Regions from separate parts of the Homo sapiens genome. Here region 2 is linked to region 1. The links are chromatin contacts, found by Hi-C or POLR2A ChIA-PET in ENCODE. All regions are on one chromosome and are shown on one strand. The core of a region is the stretch at or near the end of the contact, and the rest is flanking DNA. Distances in the headings are between cores, read along the strand shown.

What was found. Hi-C counts contacts between places; a loop is a spot of excess contacts on that map. ChIA-PET counts read pairs that join two places held with the same protein, here RNA polymerase II (POLR2A). Pooled maps may share reads with other maps.
Region 2: a pooled map shows a loop between it and region 1 (4-fold over the local background). The contact joins the promoter of P2RY1 here to the enhancer-like site in region 1. A Hi-C loop is called at or near these places in 6 of 50 pooled maps. POLR2A ChIA-PET finds 5 or more read pairs at or near these places in 4 of 52 experiments (H1, K562, PC-9 and 1 more).

The regions. Positions count from the first base shown.
Region 1 is chr3:152,795,973-152,801,163 of GRCh38, forward strand. It overlaps the pseudogene ATP5MGP5. Among named protein-coding and RNA genes, the nearest start is that of P2RY1, 37 kb to the right of the region's middle. Within about 2 kb of position 2,224, at least 2 of the 41 ENCODE cell types and tissues checked have a DNase peak (open chromatin) inside an H3K27ac peak, as active enhancers do.
Region 2 is chr3:152,831,958-152,837,148 of GRCh38, forward strand. P2RY1 (purinergic receptor P2Y1) reads left to right here and starts at 3,174. Exons shown (of 1, transcript NM_002563.5): 1 at 3,174-5,191. The coding sequence starts at 3,826. The coding sequence ends at 4,947. RefSeq lists silencers at 3,081-3,130, 3,843-4,137 and an enhancer at 3,311-3,410.

The DNA of each region.
Region 1 (5,191 bases), core at 974-3,473:
TAAAGGAAAAAAAAACTAACCAAAAGTTTTCCAATATTTTAAAGTCACATAGTTTAAACATGTTGAAATATAGAAACTTAACCAGGCAGTTACATTATTCTGGTATCTTTTTAGTGTGGATTTTGGTTGCACTTAGGAACAGATGCATCACTATAGGGTGCATTTAAATATGTACTTTATAGCTGAGAAAAAAAGATCAGATTCAGTGGTATTTTCAATGGAAATATGAAAGAATCATAATTGCCACTAAAATGTCTACAGGTAACCCTTCTTAGTTAATACATCAATGCACCTCAGCACATTTTATGGAATCTTAGGCTGTGTGGAAAACAGTTAATGAAACTTTAACCTAGTAACTGTGGGGGCCAATGCCCTTGACCCCCTAAAACTCGCTGAAAAATTACTGATATGAGGCACATTGATTAATAGAATAAAAACTTACAAATTTGCTTAACATGTATACATGGGAGCCTTCAGCATAAAGACCCAAAGATACAGAAAAAATTGTCCATTTTTTTCAGCTTTTATTTTAGGATTGGGGGTACATGTGCAGGTTTATTGCAAACATATATTGCATGATGTTGAGACTTGTAGTATGAATGAATCCATCACGTAGGTAGTGAGCATAGTTCCCAATAGTTTTTCAGCCCTTGCTCCCCTCTCTCTCCCTGCCTAGTAGTACCCAATGTTTATTGTTCCCATCTTTGTGTCCATGTGTACCTAATATGCAGCTACAACTTGTAAGTGAAAACATGCAGTTTTCTGTTTCTGCATTAATTCACTTAGTATAATGGCCTCCAGCTGCATCCATGCTGCTGCAGAGGACATTATTTCATTCTTTTTTATGGCTGTGTAGTATTCTGTGGTGTATATGTACCACATTTGCTTTATCCAGTCCACCACTGATAGGCACTTGGGTTGATTCCATGTCTTTGCTATTGTGAACAGAGCTGAGATGAACACACAGGGTAAGTGTCTTTTCAGTAGAATGACATATTTTCCTTTGAAAGTGGGATTGCTGAGTTGAATGATAGTTCAACTCTTAGTTCTTTGAGAAATCTTCAAACTGGTTCCCACAGTGGCTGCGCTAACTTACATTCCCATCCACAGTGCCTAAGTGTTCCTTTTTCTCTGCAGGCTCACCAACATCTGTTTTTTTTTTTTACTTTAAAAAAAAAGCCATCCTGACTGCTGTGAGATGATCTCTCATTGTGGTTTTCATCTGCCAAATTGTCCGTTTTTATGCTTAGGTTCAACACAGTATGGATAGCTGTGTAGAAATATAACTGAACTAGGCCGGGCGCGGTGGCTCACGCCTGTAATCCCAGCACTTTGGGAGGCTGAGGCGGGCGGATCACGAGGTCAGCAGATCGAGACCATCCCGGCTAAAACGGTGAAACCCCGTCTCTATTAAAAATACAAAAAAAAATCAGCCGGGCGTAGTGGCGGGCGCCTGTAGTCCCAGCTACTTGGGAGGCTGAGGCAGGAGAATGGCGTGAACCCGGGAGGCGGAGCTTGCAGTGAGCCGAGATCCCGCCACTGCACTCCAGCCTGGGCCACAGAGCGAGACTCCGTCTCAAAAAAAAAAAAAAAAAAAAAAAAAAAAAAAAGAAATATAACTGAACTAAAAGAATATGATCGAATATTAATAGACTGAGTGGGCAAATCCAGCAAGGCCTGTCATTCTTGATTCTTCTTCGCCTCTCTGAGCATGTATTCCTTCCTTCTGGGTGTGGGGCAGGGCCTTCTCTGGAATGGGGGTCTTATGACCTGCAGTCAAACAAGGTAGGTTGAGTAATTTCTTTGTAGCCCATTTTTACACAGCTTGAACAGAGGGACAGAATAATATTTTTAGGTTTTATGGCTGGCTCTGGGGAAAAGGACTTCTGGTTTCTATCACCTACCTTTGGGAAGAGGGATTCTAGCTAACCTGGCGGCGAGGGGGAGAATGGGATTGAGAGACAGGGAGACAGGAGATCAGAGAAAAACTTTTGCTTCTGAGGCTCCTGCGGAGACCTTCGTTTGGGGCATTGTTTTCTAATCCCCAACACAATCCAGTTCCATTAAAATTTGTTTTTGTACTTGTCTTTTCAACAAACAGAACTCTATTGAAAATAAAGTAAACACAATGGAAAGAAAGCAAACAGCTCTTGATGATCAACTTTCATGACCTTTAAGATGTAAAAGAAACTTTTTAAAAGAACTCTACTTAATGTAGAGAGATATTATCTTTATCTTTGACAGGAAGGAAATGACATAGTAGTCTCTATCTTCCATGGTGAGTAGCTGAGGAGATAAGGTATGTAAAGTTCTGTGGGTCTATAAAATGCTGTAGAAATGTTACTTGTTAAAGAGCCAGGAAATCTATAGAATATATTCAGCTTTCCTGTGATTCTAGTTTCCATGAATTCTTTTCCTGTTTTTTTCCTTCTTTCTCCTGAATTGTCCCTGAATAAATTAAATAGCCTTACAAAGCTTCCTGATCCTAAGGAATTCTTAACATGCTAACATGTGGGGGACCACAAATTTAACACAATACAGCAACATGGATGCCTGTCTAGCTCTGTTCTCGTCTTCCTCATGGGCCCTCAATTCAGTTTACATATAGTCTAATACATTAATCATAAGACAACTTGACTTCTTTGTTCATTCAGTAAAACCTTTCTTCAGGGACTGCTATGTGTGAGACACTCTCCTAGGGGCAGGGAATTTAAAATGGACCAATGAAGAGCAATCTGCTATCATGGTGCTTATTTTCTGATGGTCAGCTTGTTACTTTTGTTGTTGTTGTTGTTGTTTTTTGAGACGGGGTCTCCCTCTGTCACCTCTGTCACCCAGGCTGGAGTGCAGTGGCATGATCTCGGCTCACTGCAGCCTTGACCTCCCAGGTTCAAGTGATCCTCCCACCTCAGCCTCCTGAGTAGCTGGGACCACAGGTGTGCACCATCATGCCAACTATTTTTTTTTTTTACTTTTTGTAGAAATGAGGTCTACCTATGTTGTCCAGGCTGGGCTCTAACCCCTGGGTTCAAGCAATCCTCCCTCCTGGGCCTGCCAAAGTGCTAGAATTATATGCGTGAGCTACCTTGCCTTGGCAGGTACTTATTCTTACACCTTTTAGGAAATATTAAGTCTTAGATAAAATACTCAGTTTCTTAGATGACTTCTCCTTCTCTGCTTCTTTCCCTAAAATTACTTTCTGGTATGGTATATGAGTAGAGGGTATGTGCCTACATGGCCTCATGATGGAGGTAAAGATTTGATGTTTTCATACGTTGACTTCTGGTATCTAGTGTGATGTCCCTTGTCTACTCAGTGAGAACGATGGATAAGTCAGCAGGCAGTTACAATACAGTGCGGTTAGCACTGTGATAGGGACATTATGACATGGTTACCACATCGCACAACTCCAGCAGCACCATTGCCATAGACCATGATGTAAATAATGCTCCCCTGAGTGTTTCAGTGCATGATTTCAGCACTTATATGTGGAAAGCCTGAGAAAAGCACAAAAGTGGACCATTCAGACTTGGAAATTAAAAGAAACAATATATATGGTCGCCCCTTGGTATCTACAGTGGGGGATGGTGGGGCAGGATTGGTTCCCAGACTCCTGCAGATCCTCAAGTCTTTTATAGAAAATGGCATAATATTTGCATAAATATAGCCTATGCATATCTTCCTGTATACCTTAAGTCATCTCTAGATTCGTTATAATACCTAATTCAATGTAAATGCTTTTTTAAATAGTTGTTTTACTGTGTTGCTTAAAAATTTGTTTTTTATTGTTGTGTTGTAATTTTTCTATTGTCTTCCTGAATATTTTCAGTCTGCAGTTGGTTGAATCCATGGGTGTGGAACCTTGAATTCAGAGGGCTAACTGTATAGTGAGACCTAAAGATATTGGCAGAAATTGGCTGTATGAAGGTGGAGGAGGGTGAGTATATAAGAATCAGTTGAGCAAAGACCCAGAGGCCAGAGAAAACATATCTTACAAAAGAATTAAAAGAAGTTCACTTTAGTTGGGGTGTTGAGCGGGAAAGAAAAAACAATGAGAATGTGTTGAACATCTTCCAACAGTTCCCACTTGTCCTTGGCCATTCCCAGAGATATGAACCAGAGACTAGGAGCAAGGATGGGGAGGAAAGATGAGTTCATTCTTTCACATGTTAAGTTTTAGGTGGATGAGTTGGTGGTCATCCAAGGAGAAATGCATAAGAAACTATTGTTATACACAGTTCTAACATCCAAAAGAACAATCTGGTAGGGAGATAGAGTAAGACAAAGGGGATAAATTTATGAATGTTGGCTAAAACCATGATACAGAAACAATTTTCCAAGGAGAAGAAGGTTGTCTTTTTTTTTTTTTGACAAATCTTACTTTATCAAATAAAATGTCACACATGGTTGAAGAACACTCAAATAGTAAGTCAAATATAGTCAGATGTTAAAGATTAGTCTTCAAATATTATAGCCAGTGATGCCACGATTGCCTATGATCTCTCCAGTGTAAATCCACACCCACACCTCAGTGGCTACCAAACCAGAGCAGCTTCTTTAACTGAGCTGTCTGGAGCTACCAGTTTGAGCACTATTGCCTATTTTTTCCAGGCTCTGAATTGCTCTAGGGATCTCAGCAGAGGTTGGAGGAACAAGCTCCACCCTGGCATAGTATCAAGGGCTTCAAATCAAGGCTTCAAGTAAGTCACATCAGTGTTCACCAGCACCAGGGCCTTCTCCACAATGTTACAGACAAATTGGGATAGAAAATCTGTTGCCCTAAACAGCTGGCTGAATCTGTTTGTCTTTTGGATCAAAGTATTCCAACAATTTGATAAAAGCTACTAAAAAATATAAATATACAAAACATATTTTGTAAATGGGGTATTATGTATTTCTGAAAGTGGGAGGAATCGGTGGTAGTTTCCACTCACCCACCTTCATTACATACATGTATAATAAAGCAACATACAACATTAAATTGTGTGTTTTAGACATTTTATAAATGGTATTATGCTGTCCTTATTACTCTGTGCCTTGGTTTTTCTCACTGATTTAATCACTTAAACACACATGAATCTAATTCATTTATTTACCTGCATTATGATATTCCATGTAAAAATAAGACACCTCTCATTTAATCTCTTGTTGATAGACATTTACATTATGTCTAATATACCGTTTGTATTAA
Region 2 (5,191 bases), core at 1,924-4,423, 37 kb after region 1:
TCATGCATATTTTAAGGGTGAAAAGAGATAATCCTTTTTACATGTACACAGTACTTGAGTGTACAGCAAAGGCCTATTTTTATTGCTATTGTTATATTTACTATTATGGTTAGCTATATATATTATTTGCATTTCCAACTAAATTGTAAATCTCTTGAAGTCAGGTTCTTACACTGCTACTTAAATATAAGGGCATAAGAAGGGCAACCTTTTTGTTTATGAGTCCAAGACTGCCATTAAAAGTAATGGCAGGCCGGGCGCGGTGGCTCATGCATGCCTGTAATCCCAGGACTTTGGGAGGCTGAGGCGGGCGGATCATGAGGTCAGGAGATCAAGACCATCCTGGCTAACTAACACTGTGAAAACCCCGTCTCTACTGAAAATACAAAAAAATTAGTCGGGCATGATGGCGGGCGCCTGTAGTCCCACGCCAGGCAGGAGAATGGCATGAACTCGGGATGTGGAGCTTGCAGTGAGCCGAGATTGCGCCACTGCACTCCAGCCTGGGCGACAGAGTGAGACCCCGTCTCAAAAAAAAAAAAAAAAAAATTAACATGGAATGCTTAGGGATGTCACTTAAATATGTAAGAATTTTTTATCATGTCTTTAAGCCATCTATAATTGATGTTCAAATGTGAATAATGATTCTTAGATTTTTTCTTCATTAATAATAGTTGAATGTTTTACAAATAGAAAGTTATAGTAATTACTGAATATATGTAACTTATTCCCACAAGGCAAAATTTTGATTTAAAGCATAACTGAAACATAACTGTGTAGTTAAATATGTTGAATGCAAAAGCAATGCTTACAAAGTTTGTTTATTTATTTATTTATTTATTTATTTATTTTGAGACGGAGTCTCACTCTGTCGCCCAGGCTGGAGTGCAGTGGCTCGATCTCAGCTCACTGCAAGCTCCGCCTTCTGTGTTCACACCATTCTTCTGCCTCAGCCTCCCGAGTAGCTGGGACTACAGGTGCCCGCCACCACACCCGGCTAATTTTTTGTATTTTTAGTACAGAGGGGGTTTCACCGTGTTAGCCAGGATGGTCTCCATCTCCTGACCTCGTGATCTGCCCACCTCGGCCTCCTAAAGTGTTGGGATTACAGGCGTGAGCCACAGCGCCCAGCCCAAAATTTATTTTTTAACATCATTTTTTAAAAAGTCTGTGGTGCACTTAAAACAACTATCCCCCAATTCCTAGTAAGGTGTCAGTTTTCTGCAAGTACTTAATGGTATCTGGACTAAGTGTACATTTCAAAACACTCACATTATGAGTTAATGCATTTGCAACAAACTTCTGAGTGAAGTCAGATATTGCCTAGGTTGCAAATAAAAAATGCAAAGGAGTGAGGACTTAAGACCTATTGAGTACCCCTGGAACCCTTAATGGTTTTCTTTGCTTCCTTTTCTCTCTTAATAGACAATCATCCCACCTAGGACCATACTAATCAAACAATACACAAATGTTTCATGTTAAGGCTCAGAATCATAGACTCATATAATCAGGAGATTGGAAGGAAACACAAAAAGTAAGACTTTTCAAGACAACCTCATTCACACTGTTTACTTGAATTATTTACTCTTGTTTTATTATTAATTTTTATGCTGTTCAATTGACTACAATTCAAAACCCAGTGTATTCATACCATGTGCTAAGATATGCTCCTTCCTATATGTGTTCCTCTAAAGAACCATCTGGATCTTGTGGGGGATATTTTCCTTTGTGGTATCAAAGCCAGGAGCTCGTGGTTTTCCTTTATTTTTTAAGGGAACACTATCATGTAGCATCTGGGACCAGAAAGAAATCTTGATGTTATATATTTTACAGATATTTTCTTTTTGGATTTTTTTTCCTCTAAGAGAAAAGCTTTTGTTAATGTGTCATGTAAAAATACATTAACTAGTAACTTGTCAAGAAGTGCTAGATTCCATTCTTGTGCGGGTCCATTTATATATGTTCCTGAACAGCTAATATTTCATTTAGTTTCCAATTAAACTTGCTCAAATACATTTTTGAAGTGCATTGCTTAAAATTTACATTCAAGGCAAGAAAACGAGTTTGTCAGTAAATGTAGTAATTAAGGAAGTCCCAAGTCTGTATTTTTAAGATACTAGAGGTAATTGTAACTAATCACTTTAACTTAAAGAAATAGAATTGGAAATACCCCCCTCCCCCCGCCACCCCCTACCAAAACCATACCTTAGTCACTTTGGAATTATAACCGTCTTTTACGTCTATCAATATAAATGTATTGCATTTGGCATTCAAATTACTTTCAAAGGGATAAATTTCGAATTTTTTTTTTTCATTGTAGCTTCTGATCTTTAAATGTACTGAACAGGAGGATTTGGGGAGCTTGTCTTGTCTGATAGGTGTTAAGTATCTATGACGACAAATTTGAGCTGAAGCAATGTGCAATATGGACTAGTAATATCTTCACAAGACTATTTTGGAAATTCTCACGTTGATGTTATTAATGACGTGGGTTTATTAGCATTTGGGTAATTAAGAAAAAACAGTACTAGAATTTAAAAAAAAGAAAAAAAAAGGTAAGAAGGGCGAAACAGAGTTCTCCACTCCTCTCCCAACCCTCATTCCTTTGGAGGCTCGCGCCCTCTTGGAATAGCAGGTTCCTGCATGTGCCAGAAATCCGGTCCCGGCAAAGCTAGACGCTCTGCAATGACAGGCGTTCCCAGCTAGGGACTCCTGGCTGCTTGGAGCTTGAAAACACCTGGCGTGGTTCTCGAGGGCCCTAGAGGCTCCTGCTACGGACTGGTCGGCTCTGGGGTTGTAGGCAGAAGGCTCTAAGCGGTCGGAAGGGTTTCCTGTGTGTCAGCAACTTCACTTTGCCGAGATAGCTGGCGGAAGAGGGAAGGAGCGCTCGCGGGCCAATCGCCTGCCAGCAGCCACCTTGGAGCGCACCCCTCTCCCTCGCCGCCGACTCCGGTAGCAGCGTGCCGGCAGAGGCTGAACACACTCGGCCTCGGCGGAGACCTGCTCCCCAGAAGACGCCTCCTGCTTCCCACTGCGCCCTGGAGGACGCGGGCTGGCTGCTGGGCGAGCTCGGCGGAGGCACGCCCCTCGCCTCCCCGCGGAGTGCGGACTCGCCCCGGTGCCCAAACTCCGCCCACCCTCTAGGGAGCTCCGCTCTCCCGCCTAACCCCGGCACTCCGGACAGAGCTGGGCCTGGGGAAGGGGTTCCTGAACTACGCGGACGCCGAACGGGACGCGCTGCAGAAGCGCACGAGTCTGCGGCCACGCGCGCTCCGATGGCTGCCAGGAGCTGAGCTCAGGGTGGGCGGAGGAAGCGGTTAGACGCCCCGAAACTGAGCTGCACGTTTCTAAGGTAGGGAGGAGGAAGATGCCCCCAATTAAGTTGATCTTTGAGCCAAGGAGGCTGGGGAGCAGCCTCCCCAAGCTAGAGCCCTGCAGAGCGAGTTTCCCTTGACCTCGCTGCGCCTCTGGCGCGCTCTGCAGCGCGGACCCGCGGCCCCTCGGGAAAGCGCAGTCGGAAAGTTATCCGCGGCGGTTCCCTGCGCGCCCTGTTGTGTAAGCTCGGCGTTGCCAGCGGACGGAGAAGTTGCTGGCTTGCCCGATAGCCCAGTTCGGTGGCGGCCCGGGGCGGATTTCATGGCCCGCGGCGAACGCGGGGCCAGAGCTGGCGTGGGCGAGCCCCTGCGCGCCCCCTCCCGCGGGGATCCAGTTCGCCTGCTCCCTTCCGCTCGCTGGCTTTTCCGATGCTTGCTGCGCCCCTGGCCGCCGCTGCCCTCTCGCCGCCTCCTACCCCTCGGAGCCGCCGCCTAAGTCGAGGAGGAGAGAATGACCGAGGTGCTGTGGCCGGCTGTCCCCAACGGGACGGACGCTGCCTTCCTGGCCGGTCCGGGTTCGTCCTGGGGGAACAGCACGGTCGCCTCCACTGCCGCCGTCTCCTCGTCGTTCAAATGCGCCTTGACCAAGACGGGCTTCCAGTTTTACTACCTGCCGGCTGTCTACATCTTGGTATTCATCATCGGCTTCCTGGGCAACAGCGTGGCCATCTGGATGTTCGTCTTCCACATGAAGCCCTGGAGCGGCATCTCCGTGTACATGTTCAATTTGGCTCTGGCCGACTTCTTGTACGTGCTGACTCTGCCAGCCCTGATCTTCTACTACTTCAATAAAACAGACTGGATCTTCGGGGATGCCATGTGTAAACTGCAGAGGTTCATCTTTCATGTGAACCTCTATGGCAGCATCTTGTTTCTGACATGCATCAGTGCCCACCGGTACAGCGGTGTGGTGTACCCCCTCAAGTCCCTGGGCCGGCTCAAAAAGAAGAATGCGATCTGTATCAGCGTGCTGGTGTGGCTCATTGTGGTGGTGGCGATCTCCCCCATCCTCTTCTACTCAGGTACCGGGGTCCGCAAAAACAAAACCATCACCTGTTACGACACCACCTCAGACGAGTACCTGCGAAGTTATTTCATCTACAGCATGTGCACGACCGTGGCCATGTTCTGTGTCCCCTTGGTGCTGATTCTGGGCTGTTACGGATTAATTGTGAGAGCTTTGATTTACAAAGATCTGGACAACTCTCCTCTGAGGAGAAAATCGATTTACCTGGTAATCATTGTACTGACTGTTTTTGCTGTGTCTTACATCCCTTTCCATGTGATGAAAACGATGAACTTGAGGGCCCGGCTTGATTTTCAGACCCCAGCAATGTGTGCTTTCAATGACAGGGTTTATGCCACGTATCAGGTGACAAGAGGTCTAGCAAGTCTCAACAGTTGTGTGGACCCCATTCTCTATTTCTTGGCGGGAGATACTTTCAGAAGGAGACTCTCCCGAGCCACAAGGAAAGCTTCTAGAAGAAGTGAGGCAAATTTGCAATCCAAGAGTGAAGACATGACCCTCAATATTTTACCTGAGTTCAAGCAGAATGGAGATACAAGCCTGTGAAGGCACAAGAATCTCCAAACACCTCTCTGTTGTAATATGGTAGGATGCTTAACAGAATCAAGTACTTTTCCCCTCTTTAACTTTCTAGTTTAGAAAAAAATCAAACCAAGAAAATAGTGAGTTAAAAAAATAATAGAAGTAGAAATGCCCACATCCACACTTAGCTTGTTTGGGTTTGCTTTCACAGTCTCTCTTCCTTCTGACTAGAAGTATGTATAATAAAACAATACTACCTAGTTAAACA